2 separate regions of the Homo sapiens genome follow, and region 1 is linked to region 2. Evidence: chromatin loops called from intact Hi-C (ENCODE). Cell type or tissue: Caco-2. All regions are shown on one strand. Links, peaks and the distances in the headings refer to the core of each region. The heading gives the core; the rest is flanking DNA.

The links. A loop is a pair of places that touch in the nucleus more often than their neighbours do. Peaks named below come from ENCODE experiments on the same cell type or tissue, not always from the same donor. Only the 100,000 strongest peaks of a DNase experiment are listed, where the experiment ranks them.
Region 1: it touches region 2 in a loop (5-fold over the local background); 12 of 110 quality-filtered maps call a loop at or near these places.

The regions. Positions count from the first base shown.
Region 1 is chr13:40,582,296-40,587,675 of GRCh38, reverse strand. The region is part of intron 1 of FOXO1 (forkhead box O1); the gene reads left to right. Among named protein-coding and RNA genes, the nearest start is that of FOXO1, 82 kb to the left of the region's middle. In Caco-2, for the core only: no CTCF peak of the experiment used is centred there; DNase peaks (open chromatin) are centred at 1,635 and 2,185; H3K4me3 peaks cover 166 bases.
Region 2 is chr13:40,643,075-40,648,454 of GRCh38, reverse strand. The region is part of intron 1 of FOXO1 (forkhead box O1); the gene reads left to right. Among named protein-coding and RNA genes, the nearest start is that of FOXO1, 21 kb to the left of the region's middle. In Caco-2, for the core only: no CTCF peak of the experiment used is centred there; no DNase peak of the experiment used is centred there.

The DNA.
Region 1 (5,380 bases), core at 57-5,056, 61 kb after region 2:
GATGTGGAAGAAGCAACAAAGATTTTCTCCAAGCACTTGAGCCGTGCTTTAGGTATAGATGGACTGTCTTTGGGGCCATCCTAGTAATCAACATGGTTAATGGCAGCTTCTCTCTCTGTCCTTGAGTCTTTTAGCAAAAATAAGTTTTTATTTGACTCCTCAAGCAAGGGTACCCAGCCTTGGAGAGGAGATGAAATTAAGATAAATCTTTATTTTTTCTTATTTGTATTTGAAGGGGAAGTTTAAAACTAGTCATGTAAATAGCTGTTTGGCTTATCTGGACTTTCCAGTCATTTTTGTTTTCCTTCCTTTCACGGATAATCAATCTTTCACTATCTGTTCGTATTTGCTTCTTATTGTGGTCTCCTGCTCCGCCCTGCCCACTCCCACTTTTTTTTTTTTTTTTTTTACTTTGTTCTGAGCCCTTCTCAGGCAGAGGAGGTCAGGCAGGTACACGTGCCTTTGGGAAGAAGGTGGTGGAAAAATATGGAATAATGAGCCCTTCTGACTTTGGATTCAGCAATTTAACATTGGTGCAGTAGGTGGAGTTATTCTTGGAGTCCCAGTTTGAAGATTGCTGTGCAGAAACCCATCTGTGCTGCTGGTTGCCAACATTTCTGGTACAAATATTGTCATTTGCTCTTGAGGCAATCTGCTATTTCAGTCCTAGATGCAGTTTTGTAATATGCTGGGTAAAATAGCAGACAAAAAATATCTTAAGTGGTGGTATAATCTTCAGTTTAAAAACACTTTAGCAATGTTTCCAGTAGAGGATTGTTCAACGTGTCTCCTTTCCTTGGCTGTAAACATAATCTAAATTCATTTTTCCTCGTTTGCCTGAGCCACGGTTCCCTTGTGCTGACTTTGCATGTCAGTAACTTCCGTACCCATCAGAGAGGAAAGACAGAGGGGCAGTCTTGTGCAGGTAAAAGGTTTAAGTAGTAACATTTCCTTAAGATTGCACCCTGTAGAGGTTTAGCATTCCATGATCATTCTGTTGATAAGCAAATGAGAAATGAGTAACTTGCTCAAAAGTTACTTGGTTACAAAAATTGTCAAAACTGATACTACACACTATTTCCCATTTGGTACCTTTTATCCCTACACACTATTTCCCATTTGGTGCCTTTTATTCCAGACTGCAAGAGTCATATCTTCTGTGCAGGCTGCTGAACAGCTTCACAAGGGGGTGCCTCTGTTGCCTGTGAGGAGTAGGTGTTCTTGATGGGATTGGGGTCTCCCTGGAAACCCGGGGATGGGACTGTGCCACCATTTTATTGGGCTTTTGTTATTAAGCCCTTCTTAGAGAGAGAAAGCATATCCTGTAGGAAGTAGTATGTTTCCTTCTGTTTCTGTGGCTTTCTCAGTTTCTTCCCATCTTGATGCATAGTGAGAAATCCATTTTACAGTATGACTCAGTGCACATATGCACACAATGATAGAAGAGTTTTACAAAATAGTACTGTGCTTAGCCATTTATGTAAGACTGTTTTGTTATTATTTACAGAAATGCTAGCCACAATCCTCTCAATTGGTTTCACTATTTTATGGATTGTGATCCAGAGTTTTAGCCTGAGGGCTTTCCCACATTCTTTCAAGACCTTTGTGTCATGGCAGCAGCCTTGAAGTTAGGGGAAACAGGTAGATGAATCCATATATGGAGAATTGGCCATATATGGGAAATGAGGAGGGAGTTCACAGGTCAGTCACTTGAACACACAATGATTTGGGCTGAGCCAGTTTTTAAGTAGCCCCTCTCTGGATTGGTCTCAAACATGGAACTAGTTAAACTTACGTACTAAATCAAACAGACCCAAAAGACACCGTTTGTTTTTTAAGTCTTGCTGGCACAGACTAGCTAGGATAGGGTTTTTCATCCATCTGGACATCTTGTCGTTTAGCTTTTGTATACAACCCTTGAAAATGGGCAGCTGCTGGGTCCACTTTCCTGGATGAGGTTTCTTGCTTCTTTCTTTTGAGATTAACCTGAGTAGGGCTCACCTGAATCAATTATTTCCGCAGAAGCTTTCATCTCATGAAAGCGCATTCCACTTTTCATGTCTTCAGGGCAAATACGAATTGCACTTCCACCCTGAAGTCAGAACTGTAAAGGAATTTTAGGTGTTATCAATGTTTGATAAGAAGTGATTACCCTTTCTCTGCAGAGCTGGAACAGCTGAAGCTGGTGTGATCTGGCTGGGAGAAGGCTGTGCTCTGGAATAGTGTCCTTTCCACTGAGTCCCTGACTTGCCTGTTGGCATATGGAGCAGTAATCTTTTCAAAACTCCATTGTGAAGTTGGCTGTGTGTGTGTGTGTGTGTGTGTGTGTGTGCGCGCGCGCAGAGGAAATACTTACATACTAAAGGGGAAAGCGGGGGAGGAAAATTCCAGGAAATTGCAAGGTGAGGTTGACATTCCTTATTCTCTTAACTCTTGCTTCTGTTTTTCTTTCTGAAAAACAATGATGACTTAAAATTTGATCCCAGAACCAACTGGCTTTTTATCCGTAAGATTACAGTTGTGTTTTTTAGACATCCTTTCATAAATATCTAATGAATTGCCTTTTATTATTTGGTGTTAATGACCAAAAGTACCACTAACATAGTGTTTCTCATACTTGCCTGTCATATAAGATACTTGTTAAGAATATTCTGGGACTTCATCTTCCTCTTGTTAAATCAGAATCTACCTGGAATAACATAGTTACCTTATTTTCTTAGAATAGTAGAACTGAAAAGAATCTTACACATGAAAGTAGTTCAGGTGTTCCCAAACCTGGCTCCAGTACCATGACTGCTTTAATAGATTGCCAAGCTGCGCTTCATACCTAGTGAATCATAACATCCGAAGCTTCCTAGAAGAGTCGGACCATTAGACTGGAGGGATAACTACTCGCTTATTCGGTTGCCTTCAGGAAAGGGGAATTTATGTGCTTGGTTATTGGGCTGATTAATAGCAGGACAAGAAATCTTATTGTCTCTGTAGATTCATCCAAATAATATCCAAATATATATATAATGTTTGTTTGAGATGGGGTCTCACTTTGCCCCCCTGGCTGGAGTGCAGTGGCACAATCACAGCTCACTGCAGCCTCAACCTACCCGGGCTCAGGTGATCCTCCTACCTCAGCCTCCTGAATAGCTAGGACTATAGACACGTGCCACTGCATCTGGCTTTTTTTTTTTTTTTTTTTTTTTTTTTTTTTTGCATTTTTTGTGGAGATAGAATTTCTCCATGTTGCCCAGGCTGGTCTTGAACTCCTGGGCTCAAGCCATATGCCTACCTTGACCTCCCAAAGTGCTAGGATTACAGGTGTGAGCCACCATGCCCAGCCCCAAATAATATTTACATTTCAGGTACTGACTAGGTAGGTGAGTGGGGGCAGTTTTGAGATGGGTGAGCAAGGTCTCTCTGCCTTGGAGGTATATGTGGATTGTTATTCAGCCTTTCTCAAGGGATGAGTTTTAGAGAGTGGAATTAGACTCACTTGAGGAGCTTTTTATTAAAAAAAATTCTAATACCCATATAAGACTGCAAACTTAACTGATAAATGTTTGTTCTCACTGCTCCACCAACCTGCCATTCCCCATCTGTCTCCCCCTCTTCAGGGTTCCCTATCCCTGAGACAAAACAATATTGAGATTAGGCCATTAAAACCCCCACAATGGCTTCTACATGTTCAAATAAAAGGAAGAGTCACACCATCTGATCTCACTCACTGTAAATCAAAGGCTAGAAATGATTCAGCTTAGTGAGGAAGGCATGTATAAAGCCCAGATTGTCCAAAAGCTAGGCCTCTTATGCCAGTCAGCCAAGTTGTGAATGCAAAGGGAAAGTTCTTGAAGGAAATTAAAAATGCCATTCCAGTGAACACAAATTATAAGAAAGCAAAACAGCCTTATTGCTGATCTGGAGAAAGTTTTAGTGGTTTGTATAGAAGATCAAAACAGTCACAACATTCCTTTAAGCCAAAGCCATGTTCAGAGCAAGGCCGTAACTCTTAAATTCTGTGAAGGTTGAGGGAGGTGAGGAAGCTGCAGAAGAAAAGTTTGAAACTAGCAGAGGTTGTTGGTTCATGAGGTGTAAGGAAAGAAGCCATCTCCATAACATGAAAGTACAAAGTGAAGGAGCAGCAAGTTATCCAGAAGATGTAGATAAGACCATTGATGAAGGTGGCCACACTAAACAACAGATTTTCAATGTAGATGAAGTGGCATTCTATTGGAAGAAGATGCCATCTAGGACTTTCATAGCTAGAGAGGAGAAGTTAATGCCAAGCTTCAAAGAACAGGTTGTGATTCTCTTATTAGGGGGGTAATGCAGCTGGTGGCTTGAAGTTGAAGCCAATGCTCATGGACCATTCAGAAAATTCTAGTGCCCTTAAGAAGTATGCTAAATCAACTCTATCTGTGCTCTGTAAATGGAACAACAAAGCCTGAGCGACAGCACATCTGTTTACAGCATGGCTTACTGAATATTTTAAGCCCACAGTTGAGACCTACTGCTCAGGATGAAAGATTCAAAATATTAAACTGCTCAATGATAATGTACCTCCTCACACAAGAGCTTTGATGGAGATGTACAAGCAGATTAGTGGTGTTTTCTTGTCTGCTAACACAACATCTGTTCTGCAGCCCATGGGTCAAGAAATAATTTTGACTTTCAAGTCTTATTATTTAAGAAATATATTTTATTAAGGCCCAAGTTGCCATAGTGATTCCTCTGATGGATCTGGGCAAAGTAAAATTAAAAATCTTCAAGAAAGGATTTAGCATTGTAGATGCCATTAAGAAATTTGTGGTTCATGGGAGGAGGTCATAATAGCAATATTAATAGAAATTTGGAAGAAGCTGATTCCAGTCTTCATGGATGACCTGGGAGGGGTTCAAGATTTCAGAAGAGGAAGTAGATGCAGATGTGGTGAAAACATCAAAAGAACTAGAATTAGAAGTGGAGCCTGAAGATGTGATTGAATTGCAGCAATCTCATGATAAAACTTGAACTCATGAGGACTTGCTTCTTACGGATGAGCAAAGAGAGTGGTTTCTTGAGATGGAATCTACTTCTGGTGAAGATGCTGTGAATGAACATGGTTGAAATGACAGTAAAGGCTTTAGAATATTACATAAAGCGGTGGCAGGGTTTGAGAGGATTGACTCTAATTTTGAAAGAAGTTCTGCTGTGAGTAAAATGCTATCAAACAGCATCACATGCTACAGAGAAATTTTTCGTGAAAGAAAGAGTCAATCAATCAGGCAAATTTAATTGTGTTGTTTTAAGAAATTACCAAAGCGATCCCAGCTTTTAGCTACCACCACCCTGATCAGACTGCAGTAATTAACATTGAGGCAAAGGCCCTCCAGCAACCGATCACAACTCG
Region 2 (5,380 bases), core at 188-5,187:
TTGCATTTTTTAATTTGGATTTATTTTTTGACTAGTTTGACATTTTTGGGTTTTTGAACTGTTTTGCATCTAAGTATACATGGTGGAAAGAACTTTTTGTGATGCCTTTACTAGTATTATCAGTACAGAGTATCAACAGTTGGGAAGAGCTACAAAAGGGAACTCTTAGCCGGTGTGTATTTTGACCTGAGGAAGGGAGTGTTCTGTTGCTACCAACTAAAAGTTTATGAGTGTGCTTCTGTTTCCTGAATGTAATCAGCACCTCCATCAATAATTATCCCTGTAGGGGAACACAATATGGCTTTCCTCTACTGTAGGTTCTTTGACTGAGCCAATAATTAAATTGACATAAGGCAGACTAACAAGATAAAAAAAAAATTGTATTTTCTTATGCACTGGTGACTCGAAGAAGAGTCAGATGATTGAAACTTATAGAGCATCCTCAGCTATAAGTTAATGGGGATTATACAGATAAAGGGGAAAAGACAAAGAGACTCTTACCACTCTTGCTTTGACCAGACTCTGCAGGCATAGATGTGGGAGCCCAATGTGGTAAAAAGTCTTAGCTACAGCTGGCGTTTTGTCAGGGTCTCAGGATCCTGCAGCTGGAACAGTCCTGGAGCTAGTAGTGTTCCAGCCAGTGAAGGATGCTCCACATTGGGCACCAGAAGCTATATAGCAGGGAAAAATGGCTTCCCCCCATCCTTCTAGGTTCTTTGGGCTGGGCCATGATTTAAATTGACACTAGATAGCTGGGCGCGGTGGCTCATGCCTGTGATCCTAGCACTCTGGGACGCTGAGGCTGGTGGCTCACTTGAGCTCAGGAGTTGGAGTGCAGCCTGACCAACATGGTGAAACTCCATCTCCACTAAAAATACAAAAACTAGCCAGATGTGGTGGTGCACGGCTGTAATCCCAGCTATTTGGGAGGCTAAGGCATGAGAATTGCTTGAACCCAGGAAGTGGAGGCTGCAGTGAGCTGAGATCACGCCACTGCACTCCCGCCTAGGTGACAGAGCAAGATTCCATCTCTGGGCAGGGGAGGGGAAGAAATAAATAAATTGACACATGGTAGACTCTAACAGGAGAAAATGTCATTTTATTTATACTTATGTTTGCACAAGAGTCCCACAAAATGTAATGCAGGTTGCATGATTGAAGCTTATATTGTATACTGAGCTAAGAAAAGAATTAGGGTTTGAGGTTTTTGGTGGGGTGGTGGCCACACAAGTTAAAGGAGGATGAGGGGAAGAATTATATGGTGAATAAAGATTGTCTTGCTCTTGGGGATAAAGTCTCTCAGGTAATAAAAGTTGTCTGGAGCAGTCCTAATCCTAGTACAGATACTTTACTAATGTAGACTTCCTTTATGGATGCAAATTTCTTTTACAAAAGGACAGCTTTTCTTGTCTACTCTGGTGTCTGCAGTTTCACAGAATAACCAGCTCAAAATATGCCAAGGAAGTATATTTTGGGGTGGCATATTCTGATCTCCTACAGTCATATTTTGGGGTAGTGTGTCCTGGGCCCCAACATCCCTTTTGAATTGTTACGAAGTTCAGGCCGGGCGCGGTGGCTCACGCCTGTAATCCCAGCATTTTGGGAGGCTGAGGCAGGTGGATCACTTGAGGTCAGGAGATCGAGACCACCCTGGCCGACATGGTGAAACCCTGTCTTTACTAAAATACAAAAAATTAGCTGGGCGTGGTGGCACATGTCTGTAATCCCGGCTACTTGGGAGGCTGAAGCAGGGGAATCTCATTAACCCGGGAGGCGGTGGTTGTAGTGAGCTGAGATTGCGCCACTGCACTCCACCCTGGAGACAGAGCCAGACTCCGTCTCAAAACAAAACGAAACAAAACAAAAATGAATTGTTATGAAGTTCAAATGTCCAAAATTCGATGAAGCGGAGGGAAATTGGTTAAGCTAGAATTTTATAATATTCACCTTTTAGAAGTCACAGTAGTTGGCTGGGCGCAGCTCACGGCACCAACACTTGTAATCCCAGCACTTTGGGAGGCTGAGGTGGGCAGATCACAAAGTCAGGAGTTTGAGACCAGCCTGGCCAATATGGTGAAACCCCATCTCTAGTAAAAATACAAAAATTAGCACTCCAGCCTGGATGACAGAGCGAGACTCCATCTCAAAAAAAAAAAAAAAAAGGTCACAGAAGTCAACTTTTGCTTTAAAAAAGAAAACCACAATTCCTTCACACCCCTCAAATAATCAATTAATAGGCTTGCTTTTTGTTCATTAATTTTTTTATTTCCCATCTAAGGCTGATATCCATCATAGACTAATTAAAATTGTAGATTGTGGGGAGTCTATCTGTTCTGTTCTCAATTATTCACTAAATGGAGAGTGCCATGACTTTTTTTTTTTTTTTTGAGACGGAGTTTCCCTCTTGTTGCCCAGGCTAGAGTGCAGTGGCGTGATCTAGGCTCATCACAACCTCTGCCTCTTGGGTTCAAGCAATTCTCCTGCCTCAGCCTCACCGGAGTAGCTGGGATTACAGCAAGCGCCACCATGCCCGGCTAGTTTTGTATTTTTAGTAGAGACAGGATTTCTCCATGTTTGTCAGGCTGGTCTCAAACTCCAGCTGCCTTGGCCTCCCAAAGTGCTGGGATTACAGGTGTCAGCCACTGCACCCGGCCAGTGCCATGACTTTTGAGGGTGCACATCTAAATGGCTGATATTAAAAATGAGTACTTTTTGATCACTTCCTACTCCCCTTCCCTAGTTTTTCATCTCTTCTTTGCTTTCCTTCTCATTTTCGGCCCCCTCATTTAAAATATTTGACTTGAATAAATTTCTCTAACTTTAATTAGATGAAAAGTTTCTTTAAAGGTCATTGCTGGTTGCTGGTGTGAGTTTTAAGTTTGCTACAACAACCCTGTTTTACTTATTACTGCCTTTAGAAATAGTCATTGTTATTAATAGAACTGATCCCATTTAGAAATATTTGCAGGTGGTGATGATACACTTCACCCTGGGCGTGAACATGATGCAAGTCACCTTAAGGCCTGTAAAGAGGAAATCCACAAGGAGAATGACTTAGGGGAGTGAGCTAAATGGAAGTTACCTCTGTGTACTTTCACCTTTTAAACTGAAAATATGTAAGTATGTGTTTGTCTTACCATAGTTTTACTACCTTCATAGTGTTCTGGTAAATAGGACCTTTAAAATGAGCAGGGAAGGGGAGGGAAACAGTTTTTCTGGCAGCTGATAGTCTGGATATATAGATGTAAATTTCCACTGAAACTGCACCTACCCAATCCTTTTCCTACTGTGACATGTCATTAACTCATATTTGACTTTTGGGAGGAGAGAACTACAAACTCATGCAGAAATACCAAGGTGTGAGGTAAGAAGTCATAGCCATTTCAGTATTCTAGATGTGCATGTCACCAGCTGTTGTCATTGAGCTAAATGCCTTTGTGTTTTCAGTGTTGTCTCGACTCTGTCGCCAGCAGTAGTCTGGTTTAGTCTGGTTTAGCAAATTCTGCAGCCTTCCTGCCTCATCTGTGTTGAATGCTAAGATTAGTAACTTTGAGATGAGTAGTGTTGGCTGCCTTCACATTCTGAAGTTCTTAATTTTAACTTCTGGCTTAGAGAATATGAGACCATGGACTGGATGGAGAAGTCTCTTAACATTAGTAAAAGGAGTTAAATTCTCAGGGTGGTTTCGCTTTTGTGCTTGAATGAGGATGGGAGAGAATACTGCCATTCTCTGTGTTTTGGGTGAATAATCCCAAAGACATTTTATATGTTGAGAGTTTAGAGGTTTGACCCAATCAAACCGGGAATTGTATAACTGGGATGTCCAATACCAAGGCCTCTAAGCTCCTGAAAAACACTTTAGAAGTTCCTGAGCCATCATTGTATGTGTGACCTGGTATATCCCACCGGACTCACGTGCAGGTCTTAACATTGTGATTTTTTTTCTCTGGCTCTGGTTAGATTTGGCTTTTACTCTATCTCTGGCTTCTAATCGGTCCTCCTTTCATTCTCCCACCCTACTTTTCTCTCCTAGTAAATTTTTCCTTTCTGTTAGAGGCAGTAAAGTCCTCACTCTCCTTGTCAGTCCACATGGAAGCTTTGCCTACTTGGCTCCCCTTGGGGTGCGGTGAGGTGAGAGGAGGAGTCTAGTCCTGTGCTAATCGCAGATTGTTGGGGACATGTGTTTCAATTTCCTTTGTCTCAGTTTTCCCACCTGTAATTTTGGAGCATGATAATGGGCCATCCAGTGCTAGTGTCTGCAAAACTTGCTTCGAGATCACTGGACAAAAGGTGCTGGTTAGATATATTTACTGGCATGCCCTGGGAGGATGTCTTTAGATCACTACAGTATTCCAAAACTCACGTTGGGGTCACGTCAGAATGATCAGAATTCCCTCTAGCATTTGCTCTTTATAATGCACTCATGAGCCTAACTTAGATCTGTAATTTTGCAGTAAATATTAGGAGTTTTTGGTTCTGTTTCTGCATTGGTAACCAGATAATTCCTATTTAGACAAGTCACATCACTGCGGTACTAGCATCGTCATCTGTAAAATGGGGATAATGATACTGCTGGGAAGTACTTGTAGGACAAGTTGAGGTGCTCAAAGGAAGGAGCTGTGTAATTATGCTGTATTATACAGCAATAGCATTAGCCAAAATACTTGGACTTAAAGCTTAGCACACCTGAGATTCTGGGGTTTTCTTTTTCTTTTTTTTTTAAATTACGGACATTAGGATTATATGGAATATTTTTACATAAAAACATAAGATCAGAACCAAAGAAAGAATCAAAACCTTTAGACCTATCTTTCCTAGCATTCCTAGTAATTGTGTAGCAAGTTTGATAAGGGTGCTCTGGCAGACTTATATTGTTTTTGTGCTTTGGAAGAACTTCTGATGGGATGGGGAAATAACCTGGCAGCATGAGAAAGTGGAATATAAAATTGTATATCAACTGATTTCAATTATGTGAAGTATCTTAGGCTCTACTGTATAGCTGTACTCGGGAGGAAATACACCCAGAGTTTGCAGTGGGTTGTATTTGGAGTGTATAAATACGGGTAAGTTATACATATGTATCTTCTTTTCTTTTTTTTTTTTTTTTCTTTTTGAGACGGAGTCTCACTTTGTCACCCAGGCTGGAGTACAGTGGAGCGATCTTGACTCACTGCATCATCTGCCTCCCGGGTTCAAGCAATTCTCCCACCTCAGTGTCCTGAGTAGCTGGGATTACAGGTGCCTGCCATCACACCTGGCTAATTTTTGTATTTTTAGTAGAGACGGGGTTTCACCATGTTGGCCAGGCTGGTCTCAAACTCCTGACCTCAAATGATCCACCTGCTTTGGCCTCCCAAAGTGCTAGGATTATAGGCATGAG